Linked DNA regions of Homo sapiens: region 2 is linked to region 1. The links are chromatin contacts, found by Hi-C or POLR2A ChIA-PET in ENCODE. All regions are on one chromosome and are shown on one strand. The core of a region is the stretch at or near the end of the contact, and the rest is flanking DNA. Distances in the headings are between cores, read along the strand shown.

Region 1 (4,715 bases), core at 1,606-4,105:
GAAACTGTCTCAAAAAAAAAAAAAAAAAAAAAAGAATTCCAGAGACTGGCCTTAGGAGATCCAAATATCAAATGAAGCTTGCGGAGTGTCCCACCTCGGGAAGGAATGCTGAACAATTGATTGACACCCTTGTTGCCACCAGCCAGACTACCAGGTGACTCATTACTTAAGATAACCATCGCAACCAGATATGCGACCTGCATACCCTCAAAACCAGATATGCGACCTGCATACCCTCACGTGCTTTGCCCAGCCCAGCCTGCATACCCTACCCCTGATGTCAATTCCCATGCTTTGCCTAATAAAAAAAATTCCCAGCCAGGCGCAGTGGCTTATGCCTGTAATCCCAGCACTTTGGGAGGCCGAGGCGGGCGAACCATGAGGTCAGGAGATTGAGACCATCCTGGCCAACATGGTGAAACCCTGTCTCTACTAAAAGACAAAAAATTAGCCGGGCGTGGTGGCGTGCACCTGTAGTCCCAGCTACTCGGGAGGCTGAGGCAGGAGAATTGCTTGAACCTGGGAAACGGAGGTGCAGTGAGCTGAGTTCGCACCACTGCACTCCAGCCTGGCGACAGAGCAACACTCTGTCTCACAAAAAAAAAAAAAATTCCCCACTGGCTCTTCCACAAGTCAGCTGGAGGATCCCTTCACTTCTGCTTCCATTGTCTTCCCTGCACTCAAGCACAAGCTCTGAAATAAATGCCTTGTCTGGGAAATCTGCTTGGATCCCTGTTAAGTTTCATTACAAGGGGAGCCAAACAGCCTATGGTCTGTAACACCAAATGTATGTGAGCAACAGCTTTTCTCTTTCTCTTTCTCTCTCTAATTTTTTTTTCTTTTTCTTTTTCTTTTTTTTAGACACAGAGTCTTGCTCTGTCACCCAGGCTGGAGTGCAGTGGCACGATCTTGGCTCACAGCAACCTCCATCTCCCAGTTTCAAGCTATTCTCCTGTCTCAGCCTCCTGAATAGCTGGGATTACAGGCACACACCACCACACCTGGCTAATTTTTGTATTTTTAATAGAGATGGGGTTTCACCATGTTGGCCATGCTGGTCTCAAACTCCTGACTTCAAGTGATCTGCCCATCTCGGCCTCCCAAAACGTTGGGATTACACGTGTGAGCCACCATGCCGGGCCTTTTCTGTTTCTCAATGTCAACTAAACAAAAAATCAGGCTTTTAAAAAATTAAGGTTGGTTTTTTGCAATCTTACTGAGGACTGTAACCAGGGAAAGTCTTTCACAGAGTTTGTTAAACTGCTCCAAAACAGAGTTTCAGCACACATTTATATATTTATATTTATATACAGTTTATATAAAAACATTTATATACAGTTGGTGGTGCCCTGCATGTGCTCAGAAGTTATATCAAGCTGGGCGTGGTGGCTCATGCCTATAATCCCAGCACTTTGGGAGGCTGAGGCGGGTGGATCACCTGATGTCAGGAGTTCGAGACAAGCCTGGCCAACATGGTGAAACTCCATCTCTACTAAAAATACAATAATTAGCCAGGCGTGGTGGCGTGCACCTGTATTCCCAGCTACTCAGGAGACTGAAGCAGGAGGATCACTTGAACCTGGGAGGCAGAGGCTGCAGTCAGCCGAGATTGCATCACTGAGCTCTAGCCTGGGGGACAGAGTGAGACTCTGTCTCAAAAAAAAAAAAAAAAAGTTATATCTAATGTGCTCAGAAGTTAACAATAGAGCAAAATTTCATCAAGGCTGTGTGTGAGGGTATTATCTAGTTACAGATTACAGAGGCTTGGCTGGGCATGGTGACTTAACACCTATAATTTCAGCACTTTCGGAGGCCCAGGCAGGAGGATCGCTTGAGCCCAGGAGTTCAAGACCAGCCTGGGCATCACAGCAACACCTTGTCTCTGCAAAAAATAAAAATAAAAAATTAACTGGGTGTGGTGGCATGCGCCTGTAGTCTCAGCTACTCAGGAGGCTGAGGTGGGAGGAGTGCCTGAACCCGGGAGTTCAAGGCAGCAGTGACCTATGATCGAGCCCCTGCACTCCAGCCTGGGCAACCAAGCGAGACCCTGTCTCTAAAAAAAAAAAAAAAGTTATAGAAGCATAATCATTAATCCCGTCAGAGATTATGTACAGGAAGAGGCAGGGGCTAGGATCATTGAACTTGTCTTTTCTAAAAATGCAGTGTTCAGGCAAGAGAGGTGGAAACCTGTGTTCTCTCTCGCTCTTCCCAGCTTATTGTTCAGGGCGTTATTGGAGAGGGCTGCGCTCAGTCACCGAGTCACGGCCTTTGTGAAATCCTGCTCGCAAGCAGAATGAGCAGACATGGTTCCTTAGGTTTATTACTGTGCCTCACACTACGAGACGGTCATTCATTGGCAGAGGTGTATTTGCGGGGGGCCAGGTATAGAGTAATTCAAGGCGGACAAAGGAGGAATGTCCCAGTCTTCAGGAAGCTCAGTGACATGTTTGCGCTGTCTTATGTAAACAGGAGATTGTCAGAAATGGAGGAGGGGGCACCAGATCCAAGGAAGTGCCCGGACAAAGCCGGGAGGCGAGGAGAGCCGACGGGGAGGAGGTGCCGAGAGCATCAGCGGGGCTGCTCGGTGGCACGAAGACGCCCGCGGGGACTGGAGAGGTCGGCTAGGGCCAGGCTACTCAGGCACGGAGGGCCACCTCCCCTTCAGGGACGTGAGCATCTAGCTGCACTGATTTGTTGTTCAGGAACAGGAAATGAAACCCCGCAGCTTTGAACACAATAACCCACGCCAGCCTCAGGCTCATGAATATTCAGCAGGCTGCTTGCGCCTTGCAACCCCGCCTCCGTTCCCCTCTGCGGAGACTGCGTATGCGTCGCCGGCGCGCGGCTGTGTCGTCATACTTGCGCGCCGACGCCGCCGCTCGCTTGTGAAACTGGAAGGCTGCCATGGCTAGCCCAGCCGCCTCCTCGGTGCGACCACCGAGGCCCAAGAAAGAGCCGCAGACGCTCGTCATCCCCAAGAATGCGGCGGAGGAGCAGAAGCTCAAGCTGGAGCGGCTCATGAAGAACCCGGTGAGACGAGGCCCAGGCTCCACGGCCCGTCCGAGGCCCACCCCCTTCCTCTGCAGCGCTTCAGGGTTCCCGCAGGTCCACCTTCCCCGCCTCCAAACTCAGAAACTCAGTATCCGACCCTCCAAGAGCAGTCTTTGGGGAGGAGGAGGAGAAGGAGGCTGTCCCGGAGATAGTGAACTTCCCGTCTGTCCTTGTGTGAGAGCCCAGCTTGAATCAAAGCACGGTGGAGCGGCTTCCCGTGCTCCAAGACCCCTTCTGGTTTAACTTTCTGTGAACAAAAAGCGTTAGACTGAAAAGGTAGAATTTGTGGGTTAGCAAAAGGGTATACTCTAAACAACACTGATCGTTAGAGAGACAGTGGCCGAGACGTTTGGAGCTGGTCACTCCTCTCCCGCTCACACCCCCTCTGGGCCTCGGTCCCCTCAATCATAAAAACAATTGAACGGGAACGTCCTTTATACCTTTAACTAGAAAAGCTTGACTCTTCTTATCTAGTAGTGTTAAAGTTGGCGGTTTCTAGCTGGAAACTATGGCTTAGGTTTTTCAGTTCTGCTCTGGAAAGCGTAGCCCTGGGAAGGTGTGGACTGTGTTATACCCAAGAGTACATAGGATGAAAAAAGCCACGACAGAGGGAAGAACACAAAATCAGCTCTGTGTCCAAGTAGCAAAGCAGTCCTGCTTCATTAGTCAATTAAAATTCTTTGGTCTTAAGAGATGTAACTTGGGCTGGGTGCTGTGGCCCCTGCCTGTAATTTCAGCGCTTTGGGAGGCCAGGCGGGAGGATGGTCCGAGGCCAGGAAGGAGTTCAAGACCAGCCTGGGCAACATAGTGGGTCCCTGTCTTTACAAAAATAAAAAAATTGCCTGGTGTGGTGGTGTACGCCTGAGAGTCCTAACTATTCTGGAGACTGAACCGGGAGGATCACTTGAGCCCAGGAGTTCAAGGCTGCAGTGAGCTCTGATTGCACCACTGCACTCCAGCCTGAGGAACAGAGCAAGAACCTGTCTCTAAAAAAAGAGAGGGAGATATATAATTTTGTCAACAGGTTTATACTTAAATGCTTTCATGTTTAAATGTTGCAGGACAAAGCAGTTCCAATTCCAGAGAAAATGAGTGAATGGGCACCTCGACCTCCCCCAGAATTTGTCCGAGATGTCATGGGTAATGGCTGTGTGTGTGTGTGTGTGTGTGTGTGTGTGTAAATATAATTTTTTAAGGTAGCTATAGGCTGGGCGTGGTGGCTCATGCCTCTAATCCCAGCACTTTGGGAGGCCGAGGCGGGCGGATCATGAGGTCAGGAGATCGAGACCATCCTGGCTAACACGGTGAAACCCCGTCTCTACTAAAAATACAAAAAAAATTAGCCGGGCGTGGTGGCAGGCACCTGTAGTCCCAGCTACTTGGGAGGCTGAGGCAGGAGAATGGCGTGAACCCAGGAGGCGGAGCTTGCAGTGAGCCGAGATGGCGCCACTGCACTCCATCCTGGGCAACAGAGCGACATTCTGTCTCAAAAAGAAAAAAAAAAGGTAGCTATAAAAATCCTGTAGTTGGTATTTGTTAAATCTCTGATGAGGGGAAATGTGTGTTCACATGTTCGTGTTTTGCTTTTACAATGACGGGGATATAGTTGCTTTTATTTGTTTTTCATTTGACATTGGTAAATTTAGCTTAAGGGCTATAGTTGC
Region 2 (4,721 bases), core at 55-2,554, 350 kb after region 1:
TTAAGGCACTTGCATTTTATGAAATGTTAGTGTTTGCAGGTGTCTTGGCTAAATAATTTAGGGAATACATTTTAGGAGGAAGTAGGGGCACAGAGGGGGAGAGAGAAACCAGGCAGGAAAGAAGAAAAAAAGAAAAAAGAAGAAAATAAATCTTTCTGTTCCCATTATTTTACTGCCTATAGAATTATAAAAGGTAAACACACACACACACACACACACACACACACACACACCCCTTATAGGGTCATTTAGAACCATCTTTCTTCATTTTAAAACTAAAGAAACAGGTCTAGGTGACACAGATGAAGCAGTGGCAGAGCCAGGAAAATAACCTGACCCTTGTCCCTGCTCTTTCCACCGCACCATGGTGACTCTCTTTTTTGTGTCTTTTTTTTTTTTTTCACTCTAAAACTGAGGATCATTTGTAGTCAAAGAGATCAATGCTATTCTCAAAACAAGTTCTGATCTCTCATAATTTTCTTGGTAACTCAGAATCAATGTTAAGTACGTTGAAATAAAAATACAGTTCTTTACACGGTAATTTTGTAGACTGTGCACCACGGTCCCATCCATTTTCTTACTTGATCCTTACAAAAACCCTTTGAGGCAAGGCAAGGAAGGTATTATTATCTACATTTTTAAAGTGAGCAAATTAAAACCCAAAGTAAGGTCACTTAGGGTCAGGACGGAGCAAGTACTCTATTCCTATATTTGGAATATAGGAGGGAATACACTTCCAAAGAGGCAATTCCCTCAAAAAGCACCAATCTTGCTCTTTACTTTCTTACCAAGGCATTCTCCATGCCCTGGAGATGCCCTCACTAAGTTAGTGAAGCTTGGATGTTGACATCCACAGAGGTTACTCCTAGTTTGCACCTAGTTGTCATCTTAAAAAGCGCAGTTTCTTACCCCTTCCCTTGGTCCTGATCCTTATTTAGGCTCCTATTTTTCTCTTTGGGATTTGGCGTCCTGGGTCTCACTCCAAAGCTCCACCCTCTCCAACCAAGAAGTCGCGTGCTTGGTATCCAAGGTGACCACGCAGCTTTACCCGCGTTGCCCCTTCCGTGCTTCCCATTGGCCAGTGGACTCCCATGTACCGCCCCTCCAATAGCCAATGGTCTTGAGACAAAGGGCGCCCGCCTTTCCAGCGATTCTAACACCTACCCTCTTACCCGTGCTCCCCTGCGCATTGCCTCCTGGGAAATGTGGTTTCTAAGAGGCAGAGCTCTGCGACTTAGAACTACCTATCCCGTCGGCCTTAGCGAAAGGGGGTGGACTTAGGCAAGGGGTCCAGGTCAGAGTTTAGAGCTTTCAAATCCCAACTTGCCCCTGGGGATTGCGCGGCTGATGTTTAGAACGCCTAGTCAAGCCAACCGGCTCGCTCTTGTTTCAGCAAACCCTGACTTACGTCTCCTATTTGACTTGAGGCGGCACAGTGGCCAAGTCGATTGGCCGTGGCAAGTGACCCTCCCTGTGGCTGAAGTGTTCTGAGGACTGGCGAGAGAGGCGCGCCATGCTTGCCCCCTGCTCAGGTTGGGAGCTTGGCTGCTTCCGTCTCTGTCTCCGTCAGGTCCGACTGTGGGCTGGCGCTGGGCGCTGGGCTTGCTGGGCTTGCCAAGCCAGGCCGTACAGCTCAGGTGGGAGCGAGCGCTGGCCCGGATCGGAGACTGAGGTCCCTCCGCCTGGCCCGGGGCGCCGAACTCTGAAGGAGTGGACACTGCAGGTGAGCCCGTTTGGTCGGCTGCGGGCGCGGCTCCCGTGCCACCTGGCCGTGAGGCCCCTGGACCCCCTCACCTACCCGGATGGCGACCGCGTGCTGGTCGCGGTGTGCGGCGTGGAGGGCGGCGTGCGGGGCCTGGACGGCCTGCAGGTGAAGTACGACGAGGATCTGGAGGAGATGGCCATTGTGTCTGATACTATCCACCCCCAGGCGTCCGTGGAGGTGAACGCGCCCCTGAAGTTTGGCAAGTGAAGTGAAGTGAAAACGGGTTTGGGTCCCAGGGAACGCACAGTGAACTTAATAAATGTGGTCGACGTGCACTTTTAATTGGTCCTGGCTCTCTAAACCTAATTTACAGTTGGCCCCTTCGGAAATGCACCTTTTCCTCTGTTCTGTTCTTGAGTGTCCGAGTAGTATTTAAAAATTAGGTTCCCAATTATAGAAATTTTATACATCGAATGGAAACATGATTTGGTATAATCCAGGTCAAATTCTATTTCTGGAGCCGCTTGTGTTCTCCTTTATCCCGTTGTCATTAGCAAACTGGCTTATTTTTCAAGGTTGAAGTTTCTTGACAATTCATTCAATGGTATGGCAGTCCATCTACATTTCATCTTGCTCACAGCCTGGGGGTCTGTCCCAAAACAGCCCTGTCAATAGGATGTTCCGGGTATCACCTGGTTTGAGTATTTGGTTTTAGACGGGCGCCCAGCTTCTTACTGTTATATTTCCATTCTTTTTGGCCTAAGTTTTCCATGAGTAGCAAGCTTTGAAGAAAAACACATGGTAAGCCTGCCTAGGAAGCTTCAATAATAATGCCTGCAAGATACCTTTCTTAGCTTTTCCTAAATGGCAAGCCACTGTGTACACACACTTTTCTAGGAAGGGCTCCCCAGACTGTCATTCTTCCTGGGACTGATGGAAGATATTGATGATGATGATGATAGTAATAATAATAGCATTTAGCATTTTTAAGATCATCTTTTATAATGCTTAGAGTTGCCCAAATAGTAGATGCCGTAGTCCTCCCTTATCCACCGTTTGGCTGTCTCAGTTTGTTACCTGCCTCAGCTGTTGTAGGAAAATATTAAGATATTTTGACAGATCACAGTAATATAACTTTTATTACAGTATATTGTTATAATTGCTGTATTTGTTATTATTGTTCATCTCTTACTATGCCTAGTTTATAAATTAAACTTGATCATTGATATGTATACAGGAAAAAACATAGAATATATAGGATTTGGTACTATTTGTGGTTTCAGGAATCAAGTGGGGGGGCGGGTCTTGCCTACTTTAAGAGAAATCATCAATATTTATGTTAATTCCAAATTAAATATCAGCGTTTTTAATTTTTAAAATTTGTATACAGAGATGCCTGCAGTTACATCTTAAATAGACAGCCAAGGATGGCATTTGTAATTCCTTATTTTCCAAACTTGCTTCATATACCACTGCCATTTGTCCACAATCTTGTGGGGTTTTTTGTTTGTTTGTTTTGGTTTTTTTTGAGACTGCATCTCACTCACTCTGCCACGCAGGCTGGAGTACAGGTGCACAATCATGGCCCACTGCAGTCTTGACTTCACGGTTTTAAGCAATCTTCTCGCCTCCACCTCCTGAGTAGCTGGGACTACAGGTGCATGCTACCATGCCCGGCTAATGTTTTTGTTTTTTTGTAGAAATGGAGTTTTGCTACATTGTCCAGGCTGGTCTTGAACTCCTGGGCTTCAAGCAATCCTCCTTCCTCGGCCTCCCAAAGTGCTGGTATTACAGGCATGAGCCACTGCTCATGGCCTAATCTTGTAGTTTTAATAGTATATATTAGCTTTTTCAAAGTTGTTCCCATTTTTAAAAAATTACTTCAAATACCTGTGATATAGTTGCATGGTAATATTTTCATTTTTTAAGTATGAAAGGTTAGACATAGGATTTGAAAACCTAAGTCATGATCATATATACTGGGGAAGAGGCTTCTACAGTCTTTCACAGGAGTACTTAACAGAATCGTAGTCTCCTTTACTTCCCATCTATGTTAGTTCTCTTTAGGTGATTTAGGCCAGTAGAAATAACTGCTCTGTTTCTAAAAACGGGCAGAAAGGCTATTGTTTTTGGTCCCGTTGCTGTGGTAGAAGACCCCTTACCTTTACAGTATGCACTTTCCAGGATTCAGCAATATTACGGACATAACTGAGGAGTTGGGTTTCTAGGTTAAAATGCTTTGGAGCTTATAAACTGCAGTACTAACTTGCTTTTTTCTTTTTTTACTTCTAGGTTTAGATATCAAGTCATCAGGGTCTGGCTGTGTAAAAGTTCAAAGTATTGAGGGTGATAATTGCAAAATTGAAACAGAGCATGGGACTAGTATCTTGCAGTCTGTTAAGGTATAGCATTTTTCTAATTTTATTTCACTATTATTTTTTTAAAAGCCTTAAGCTATGAATCGTACTATCAAACTCAAGAGATTCTTCTGTTTTTCAGAACATTGTCATTCATTCATCTCTCAGAAAGTCCTTGGCAAACATTTTGCCTTGAAATCAGTTCTAGTAAAGTACAGAGGTTATAGCAGTTTTGAGGTTTTGCCTCAAATTTCTTTTGGATTTAATTTCAAAGTGTACAGTGAAACTAATAGTATTTTCCTAGTATTCTGAAATCTTACTAAAGAAATTTTAGTTTCCACAAATGATTTTCTTCCATTTTATTAAAGAGTAAGGAAGAATCTTTATGCACTATAAATGTGCTTAAATATTAGATGACTTTAATCACATTTTTAATGTACCAGGTAGCTCATTACTTAAGGATTAAGTAGTTATTTGTGCAAAGTAACATATGATTCATCTTGTTTTGTAATTAAAATTTTTTTTTTTTTTTTTGAGATGGAGTCTTACTCTGTCACCAGGCTGGAGTGCAGTGGTGCAATCTCAGCTCACTGCAACCTCTGACTCCCTGGTACAAGCAATTCTCCTGCCTCAGCCTCCCAAGTAGCTGGGATTACAGG

Evidence for each region. A loop is a pair of places that touch in the nucleus more often than their neighbours do. ChIA-PET counts read pairs that join two places held with the same protein, here RNA polymerase II (POLR2A). Pooled maps may share reads with other maps.
Region 2: a map of CD4-positive, alpha-beta memory T cell shows a loop between it and region 1 (10-fold over the local background). The contact joins the promoter of FAM185A here to the promoter of PRKRIP1 in region 1. A Hi-C loop is called at or near these places in 1 of 168 maps with a recorded cell type or tissue (CD4-positive, alpha-beta memory T cell) and 6 of 50 pooled maps. POLR2A ChIA-PET finds 5 or more read pairs at or near these places in 1 of 52 experiments (CD8-positive, alpha-beta memory T cell).

The regions. Positions count from the first base shown.
Region 1 is chr7:102,393,508-102,398,222 of GRCh38, forward strand. It overlaps PRKRIP1 (PRKR interacting protein 1), which reads left to right and starts at 2,856. Exons shown (of 6, transcript NM_024653.4): 1 at 2,856-3,030; 2 at 4,113-4,191. The coding sequence starts at 2,905. It overlaps LOC100630923 (LOC100289561-PRKRIP1 readthrough), which reads left to right. Exons shown (of 9, transcript NR_038967.1): 5 at 4,113-4,191. RefSeq lists a silencer at 2,712-2,791 and enhancers at 2,812-3,051, 2,833-3,374.
Region 2 is chr7:102,747,695-102,752,415 of GRCh38, forward strand. FAM185A (family with sequence similarity 185 member A) reads left to right here and starts at 1,305. Exons shown (of 8, transcript NM_001145268.2): 1 at 1,305-1,964; 2 at 3,998-4,107. The coding sequence starts at 1,514. It also overlaps the pseudogene RASA4DP. RefSeq lists silencers at 995-1,084, 1,125-1,294 and an enhancer at 1,028-1,322.